2 separate regions of the Homo sapiens genome follow, and region 1 is linked to region 2. The links are chromatin contacts, found by Hi-C or POLR2A ChIA-PET in ENCODE. All regions are on one chromosome and are shown on one strand. The core of a region is the stretch at or near the end of the contact, and the rest is flanking DNA. Distances in the headings are between cores, read along the strand shown. Region 1 has its middle 29 kb from the start of LINC00370. Region 2 overlaps MYO16 (myosin XVI).

Region 1 (4,503 bases), core at 4-2,503, 160 kb after region 2:
CACCATGTTAGCCAGGATGGTCTTGATCTCCTGACCTCATGGTCCGCCCACCTCAGCCTCCCAAAGTGCTTGGATTAGAGGTGTGAGCCACTGCACCTGCCCACGTTGGTAATTGTTAAAGCTCTCAATGATTTGTCTGTGTTGTCAAGGTTGAGGATCGGTATAACAAAACTCTGAAGCAACAGAGCATTTTTTGAGAACTAAAATAGTTTAGTAGTGAAGCACGTGGTGGTGGTGGTGTGTGTGTGTGTGTGTATTTATGTGCGTCTATAATGGAATACCTTGCATGATACTGTTTTATATGTTATATTCAGTTGCATTTTGTACATAAATAATTTTGGCAGAGCTACCCATATAGATACAGAATAAAAGTATTTCAAATCCAATTCAATTTTTATGGTTTTTTTTCAAAAAGGCTATTATTTTATTCAACACTCATTAAACTCCTCCTTTCATAAATCTGGTCATATTTATACTCAGTTAAGTACTTGACTACTAAATTGTATTATTCTCTAATTACTTCTTGCCCACAAATCTTCTTGTTCAGGTTATAAGTTCTATTAGAGAAGCATGACGCCATCATATTTTTCTTGAGTTCTCCATGACCAGGCCCTCACTGAGGGAGGGGGGCACCCTCTTTCCTGGGGGCCAGTGAGGAGTCTGACAGGTTGTAGATCTACCTAAGATTTCCAGTCTGTAATTCAGCATATTGCATCCAAATAAAGTATCTCATTTTAGAAAAAGACACCATTTTAGGAAAAGATGGCAGCAATTTGATGATTGGCCTCCTTCGTTTTAAAATAATTTATAAGTTTTAGGTGAAAAGCTAGAGGTCCTAGTTGCTTTAGTATGACAGCTATAAAACCCTGCTTATCCGGACAACATTAAAGACACAACTGTGGCTGTCTGTGTTTTGGTCAATCACTTTTTCTGGTAGTGTCAAACCTGTGTTATTATCTACCACATGCCCCATGTTGTAGAGCTGTGTTTACATTGTGCTAAATTAAGCAGCAGTTGGGCAAATACTTGCACAATATGATCAATAACTATACTTAATACAGTCACTACTTGGTAATATTGTCAGAAAATTTAATTTGTTCTTAGCGGAAGAAAATAATTGGCTTTGCCATATTGCCTAGCATAATTTGGAAGAAAGTGTGCAGGTGTAGTTAGCAACCTATGCAGAACGATCAATCAGACTCACAGCTGAAGGACCTTGGTGAGATGACGTCATTGTACAGATCCAAAACGCTGCACGAGACGACCTTGGTTCCCATCATTTTCCAGCCCTAGCGGTGTGCTCTAAAGAGCTAACGTTTATCTTAACTGTTTTGAATTCAGCTCAGTAGGAGATCTCACTGAAGGAACAGGCAAACAGCGCAACTTCCTCTGATAAGGTAAATATTGTGTTAAGATAATTGTTAACTTTGGAATGAGCACCACTGCAGGGTATGTTTAACCGCCAGCCCAAACTGTACACACCTCTCTCATTAAGCAAACCTCCCCTCCTCACAACACAAGGCTGCTGAGAGCAAACTAAGTACAAATAGGCCTGATTCCATGTTACAGTAAAGCCCTGGATCATATTCAGGATGAAGTGTGGGAAATTTTTCACCTTAGTACCAAAAGTGTCCCCAACGGTTTAAAGAATATTTAATTAATAATGACAACCATTATTTGAGGACATACAGTCTGCAAGGCCTGTCCTGCCCTTTACAAATAGCTTACATTTTACTTCTCAAAACAATCACAAACATAAAAGTCCTGAGAGAATATGTAACAGGTCAAATGCCTCCTGCACCAAGAAGTCTCCTGGGATGTTCCATGGATCAGACAGGCTGCCCCTCTTGGGACATTTCATGGCCCTGTCACCCTCCTCATGCACTGAATGCATCTGTGACCATACTTCTACCCTGAACTGTAATTATTTGTCTTTCATCATTATAATTCAAACTCCAGGAGACAGATGATTGCATCTTTTTGAGAGTCAGATGTTACTTTTTAAGTCTGCCTGGAGACTCTCCTTCAAGAATTGCCCCCTCCCCCTCCCTCTCCCCCGCCCTCTCCCTCGTCTCCCACTTTCCACGGTCTCCCTCTGATGCCCAGCTGAGGCTGGACTGTACTGCCGCCATCTCGGCTCACTGCAACCTCCCTGCCTGATTCTCCTGCCTCAGCCTGCCGAGTGCCTGGGATTGCAGGCACACGCCGCCACGCCTGACTGGTTTTTGTATTTTTTTGGTGGAGACGGGGTTTCCCCATGTTGGTCGGGCTGGTCTCCAGCTCCTGACCGCAAGTGATCTGCCCGCCTGGGCCTCCCGAGGTGCCGGGATTGCAGACGGAGTCTCGCTCACTCAGTGCTCAATGTTGCCCAGGCTGGAGTGCAGTGGCGTGATCTCGGCTCGCTAAAACCTCCACCTCCCAGCCGCCTGCCTTGGCCTCCCAAAGTGCCCAGATTGCAGCCTCTGCCCGGCCGCCATCCCGTCTGGGAAGTGAGGAGCGTCTCTGCCTGGCCGCCCATCGTCTGGGACGTGAGGAGCCCCTCTGCCCGGCCGCCCAGTCTGGGAAGTGAGGAGCACCTCTTCCCGGCCGCCATCCCGTCTAGGAAGTGAGGAGCGTCTCTGCCCGGCTGCCCATCGTCTGAGATGTGGGGAGCACCTCTGCCCCGCCACCCCGTCTGGGATGTGAGGAGTGCCTCTGCCCGGCCGCCCCGTCTGGGATGTGAGGAGTGCCTCTGCCCAACTGCCACCCCGTCTGGGAGGTGAGGAGTGTCTCTGCCCGGCCACCCTGTCCCAGAAGTGAGGAGCCCCTCCGCCCAGCAGCCACCCCGTCTGGGAAGTGAGGAGCGTCTCTGCCTGGTCACCCATCGTCTGGGAAGTGAGGAGCGTCTCCGCCCGGCAGCCGCCCCGTCCAGGAGGTGGGGGGCAGCCCTCGCCCGGCCAGCTGCCCCATCCGGGAGGGAGGTGGGGGGCAGCCCCCGCCCGGCCGCCCCGTCTGGGAAGTGAGGAGCCCCTCTGCCCTACCGCCACCCCGTCTGGGAGGTGTACCCAACAGCTCATTGAGAACGGGCCATGACGACGATGGCGGTTTTGTCAAATAGAAAAGGGGGAAATGTGGGGAAAAGAAAGAGAGATCAGATTGTTACTGTGTCTGTGTAGAAAGAAGTAGACATAGGAGACTCCATTTTGTTCTGTACTAAGAAAAATTCTTCTGCCTTGGGATGCTGTTAATCTATAACCTTACCCCCAACCCCATGCTCTCTGAAACATGTGCTGTGTCCACTCAGGGTTAAATGGATTAAGGGCGGTGCAAGATGTGCTTTGTTAAACAGATGCTTGAAGGCAGCATGCTCCTTAAGAGTCATCATCACTCCCTAATCTCAAGTACCCAGGGACACAAACGCTGCGGAAGGCAGCAGGGCCCTCTGCCTAGGAAAACCAGAGACCCTTGTTCACATGTTTATCTGCTGACCTTCCCTCCACTATTGTCCTATGACCCTGCCAAATCCCCCTCTCTGAGAAACACCCAAGAATGATCAATAAATACTAAAAAAAAAAAGAAAAAAGAAAAAGAATTGCCATAGATTACATAGATCATAGATAGATAGATAGATAGATAGATAGACAGATAGGTAGATATATATAGATGGACAGATAGGCATATAGATATATAGATAATAGACATGCAGATAGGCAGAGAGATAGATGATTGATTGATTGATAGATAGTTAGACAGATAAATAGATAGATTGACAGGGTGACAGATAGATGGATAGACAGACAGATAGATACATAGATAGATGACAGATATGCAGATAGACAAACTGACAGATGACAGATAAATAGACAGACTGACAGACATATAAATAGACTGACAGATGATAGATAAATGACAGAAAGATATATAGATAGATAGCAGATATATAGACAGATAGATAGATATGCAGATAGATATACAGACAGACAGACAGATAGACAGATGGCAGACAGATATAGATATAGGCCATGTTCTGTAAAGATCTATGCATCATGTGATTGTTTCATAATTGTAAAGATAAGACCCCCAGCTCAGAAATGTGGAATTGTGGCTTTTGTTGTTTATTTACCTGCATGCAGGGAAAAGTGAGGGGGACTGACCACCAGCCCAGATAGGAGATTCTCACATCTTCTTTACACATTGGGTTTCCAAGTTCTTTATATGCTTAAATACAGCCTAAGACCCTACCACTAGCCCTCCACCGGCTCTCACATTTCCAGGAATTACTGTGGGTTCATAGGAAAGGAAGACGCTTATACTCAAAAGTAAACCAACATGATAATATGCACTTTATAAGTTATTCAAGTGTACATTTTGGAACACAGAAAAAAACTGGAAACAAAATAAAATACATATTTGAAAAGAGGTTCAAATATACATTTAAAAAATATGCATAGTACAATAAACTAGGCAAATCCATCCATCCATCCATCCATCCATCCATTTGTCTATCTGTCTGTCTGTCTGTCT
Region 2 (4,445 bases), core at 1,716-4,215:
TAGGAGAGGTTAAACATAAGCTATGGAAGGAAAAGCATTCAGTGCTGGTGCTCAGCACTGGGGCTGGTTATATGACTATTAAAGTTTACACAGTTTGATCCTGAGGTTAGTAATCCATTTTCTTCTGAATGAATTCAATGACTTTTATGGAATTTCTTTCAAGTTTTAAATCTTTTACTTTACCTTCTTTATGCTTAAAGACATTTTTATTTTCACCGTGAAATAGCTTTCTTACCAAATAATACAGTGTGTGGCTAATTTACCCTTCAGGGTCCTTAAATTAACTAAAGTTCATTTTTTGTTCAATTTTCATAGGAGAAAATTATTGCACAAATTTTGCAGAAAGGTTCAAAATGTTCTCCTTGGCTGTTTGGAACAATGACATCGAGGAGATTAAACTGCTCAGTAATTCACTGCTTTAGTTATTTCTGGTTGAAATATAATGTGCTATAATGTACAGTGAGTTGTGTATAGGAAGCAAGGTTGTTTCTTGCGTAATTCTACTCCATTACTATTCCATAGCCTTATATGTAGGATTTCACAAATTCTATGTTGCCCAAACCAGTTCATTTTCTATAGATTCTTGGATATGCAATTTGAAGTATACAAAACCATGCAGATTCTAAGAGTGGTGGACACACATATAAGAAAGATATGATTGTGCAGATGATGGATGTGACTGCAGTCTGAGAAGAAATATTTGCAGCAAGGAATTGTAGTGCTTACTGTGCCAGGCATTGTCTGAGTCATCTAATTCTCACAACACTATAAGGCATCTTCTCCACTTATCTCCATTTTACAGGTGGAAAAACTGGGGCACAGGGAGATTAATCTACTTGCTCAAAGCTGCTGTGCTCGTGCGGGACAGAGAATGACTTGAGTGCAGTAACTCTGTCTCTAGAGTCTCTTCCCCTAGCTACCTATGCAATGCTGCTCAGACAGCAAGAGAAAAAGAGACAGAAAAAAAAAAAGTCTTTTAAAATTAATATTTGTTCACTGAGGGGCAACGAGTAATAGTCATAAGAGTTTAGTTGAAGAGAATTTTCCCATAAACTCAAGAATGCCAAATGAACTTTATACTGATGATGGGTATGTATAATTCTGGGATACAGTGTCTAGGCTACTTGGCCCTTAAAATTAATATTGACTAAATGTTTAATTGTCTGTTCCATTCTAGACATAAAGATCCCATTAATTCACAACATTTTTTTCCATCTCATGTGATGATGTGGCTAATATTATTATGCTAATTATTTCTAGTTGCTTGGTTTCAAAAACTATGAGACCCGATTCAAATGGTGAATGAGAGTCCTTGGCTCCTTTAGGCCACTAGGGTGCTCCATTGCTCTGAATGGCATCTCAGCGTCTGGTTGAGTTTATCCAGAATAAAGTGAAATCACATGAGCATGTTATTCTCTACTCACTGAAAAAGATCAGGAAGACAGGGTCTTGACAAAAAATGCAGTACATCTCAGAAATCTGGAGAAGAAAGTGGAAGACAGCCAGGCCGAATTAACGAAAATCAGACTCAAAATATTTTTTAAAAATTCAGTTTTATTACATTCTGATACAGTGCATCCTTAGCTTATAAGTTATAAACAGGTACTAAAAATGATGTCAACAAAAAAGCTGTAATGTACAGTATTTCTTTGCATATAGTAGGTGGCTATTAAATAGTTGTTTGAGGTAAAATTTACCTATAAAAGAGCAGTTTGACATACAAATCTATTTGATAGAACTAGCTCTTGTGGCATTTTTACTTAATAAGGATCACATAAGCTAAATGGAAGTCACTATTAATTTCAAATATTTTATTTGATTACATAAATATTCTGAATAAGAACATTATGAGTTTGGAGTGAGAGTATTTTATAAACAATTTTTTTACAATATACTTTTATTCCATAGGGCCATTTGTTTACAAAATAATTGTTTTTCAAGTTTTCCTTATGGAAAATTTCAAACATAGACAAAAGTATAAAGAATAGATTAATGAACCTTCTCTGTGGCCCATCCTATTTCATCTCTACTCCTGCCCATTTCCCTCCTCTGGCACTGGATCATTTTTAAGTGCATCCCAATGTCAAATCAGCCAGGCATGGTGGTTCATGCCTATAATCCAAGCCCTTTGGGAGGTTGAGGTGGAAGGATCGCTTGAGCCCAGGTGTTCAGGACTAGCCCTGGCAAAGTAGCTAACCAGGCCTTGTCTCTACAAAAAAAACAATAATGATAATAAAATAGCCAGGCATGGTGGCATGTGCCTGCGGTCCCAGCTACTTGAGAGGCTGAGGTGGGCAGATCGCTTGAGCCTGGGAAGTGGAGGCTACAGTGGCCGTGGTTGCTCCACTACACTCCAGGTTAGACCACAGAGCAATACACTGCCCAGAAAGAAAGAAAGAAGAGAGAAAGAAAGAAAGAGAGAAAGAGAAAAAGAGAAAGAAAAAAAGAAAGAGAAAAAAGAAAACCAATGTCAAACCATTTAAATAATATATATTTAAATATTTATAAATATTTTATCATAGATGTTCTTTAAGAAGAAAAAAACATTTATTCTTAAGGCATTTTAATAAGTACTCAAACCAATCAATCCATTTCAGTCTTCACGAGCATGAAGCTGCTATTCATGACAAAAGCCTGATTCTCGAAGCCAGGGCGTCATTTTTCACGACACAAACAAAATAATTCTTGGGCTAGCATTCCACCAAGCAATGTGACTCTGCAAATTTCTCCAAGGGAACACTTGCAGACAGCCCCTTCTACTACAGAAAAAAAAAAAAGATTCTAAATATTATATCAGGTAGAACTAACTATGAAAGATCAAAATTCAAAGACACGCAATTGCATCCTAAGTCAATATCATATGGGTTTCAGATGTTTCTATGCCAAATCAAGTGCAGTTACCCATTCATTGTTTAGCGACAAGATGCAGGATGCTTTACAATGACTCAAATGCCCCTGAATTACTCATGGAAACCTGGGATGTGCTCCAGGACGGTGTGTGCAAATTGCTATTCTCTGCTCCTGATGTTTGAAACAGAAGTTCCAACATTATCGTCATTTATTCTCTGACACATCGAAACGAGACTGAAGTATGAGACATTAGTCTGCCTTATGCAAATCTTGACATCCCATAATGGGATGCAGAGCTTAGCATCCCCCAGGCTTCTTGCCTATGTGCGGGTCTTGTAGTGTTTTATCCTGTCTGAAGCAGTTAAATCTTTTTCACTCCCCTTGATGATTTCTCCCCACAGTGATTTATTTGTGTGTGGGGAGTTGGGGGTGGGAGTGCTCATGAAAATTAGAAAAAGTGTGGAAGATAATTTACTGAGGTGCTCTTCTGCTGATGATCTGTGACTGTCTGAATTCTTGTCTCATACAAAGTGGGGCGCTCCTCTGCATTCCAGAACCATTTTAAATCAATGCATAATTTTCCTCATTTTCCAAACGAGTAAGTCCTTTGGGGAAACTAGATTAACACCCCCAGAGAAGGGGGGTCTCCATTTATCACTAAGTGGACATTAAGCAAGCAGGAGCTGTGTGAAGTTTCTTCCTTTGCCATGTTAATAGACCTGGGCTTGACAAGAAGAGAATATGTCTCTTTGGAAGAAAAGGATTTTTTTTCTAATTTCTTTGCCTCTCTGTAGTAGCCAAGAGTGCTTGTGCCTGAGACTTGCAGCTATATATTTCATTGTTTTTAATCCCCTAAATGTCTAGTAGAAATAATACTGTGTTCATCTACACTTCGAAATGAACTTTCAATGTTAATAAATGTATCAGTAACCAAATTTATCTATGTTAAGAGCACAAAGCTCTTTGTTCCCTATATTAATTAGAAATATATATTTTTAATGCCTAAGGATTTGTTGTGAATGTTTGTGACATTTTTCTCACAACTTGTAGCGCTTTCTCTATATAAATGCCCAATAATTCATACAGGGAAATTGTGCAAGCAGGAGGCCTATAAACCAGACTTGCACTAACTTGTGGAGCTAATTCCCTTACAGTCATCCAATAAGCATGTACTTAATGTAAGCACAGGGATTGCTACTGGAAATCCAAAACACTGATAAACAAATCTGGCATTGCCTCTGCCCTCTCACAGACCATATAAGAGACAGAAGGTGCATCCACTTTCAGTGAAAGAAATTCCAAAGAGGAGAGAATTTCTAACCTGAGGGCCATAAACCACTCGTGGATTCGTAGTTGAGCTCCAAGTGGCCCATGAGCCCCCATGGTATACATGCCACTTGTTTGGGCAGAGGCTTCATAAGCTTTATCGGATCCTCCCAAAATGTCAGTGACGTGGGAAAAGTGAGGAGCCGCTGCAGGAGATGTGCACACACGGCATTTTCTGCAGCCAGAAGAAGAAAGAGGTAAATGCCTGAGAGAATCTGAGGGCCTTGCAACCAGAGCTGGCAGAAGGGCAAGAGGAATGTTAGAGGCGG

Evidence for each region. Hi-C counts contacts between places; a loop is a spot of excess contacts on that map. ChIA-PET counts read pairs that join two places held with the same protein, here RNA polymerase II (POLR2A). Pooled maps may share reads with other maps.
Region 1: a map of Caco-2 shows a loop between it and region 2 (2.6-fold over the local background). The contact joins two enhancer-like sites. A Hi-C loop is called at or near these places in 1 of 168 maps with a recorded cell type or tissue (Caco-2) and 1 of 50 pooled maps. POLR2A ChIA-PET finds 5 or more read pairs at or near these places in 2 of 52 experiments (GM12878 and OCI-LY7).

The regions. Positions count from the first base shown.
Region 1 is chr13:109,308,843-109,313,345 of GRCh38, forward strand. No RefSeq gene overlaps it. Among named protein-coding and RNA genes, the nearest start is that of LINC00370, 29 kb to the left of the region's middle. Within about 2 kb of position 1,254, at least 2 of the 41 ENCODE cell types and tissues checked have a DNase peak (open chromatin) inside an H3K27ac peak, as active enhancers do.
Region 2 is chr13:109,144,411-109,148,855 of GRCh38, forward strand. All of the region lies in intron 32 of MYO16 (myosin XVI), which reads left to right. LOC105370356 (a long non-coding RNA gene) reads right to left here. Exons shown (of 5, transcript XR_931717.3): 4 at 4,172-4,351; 5 at 2,547-2,759. Among named protein-coding and RNA genes, the nearest start is that of MYO16-AS1, 21 kb to the right of the region's middle. Within about 2 kb of position 2,966, at least 4 of the 41 ENCODE cell types and tissues checked have a DNase peak (open chromatin) inside an H3K27ac peak, as active enhancers do.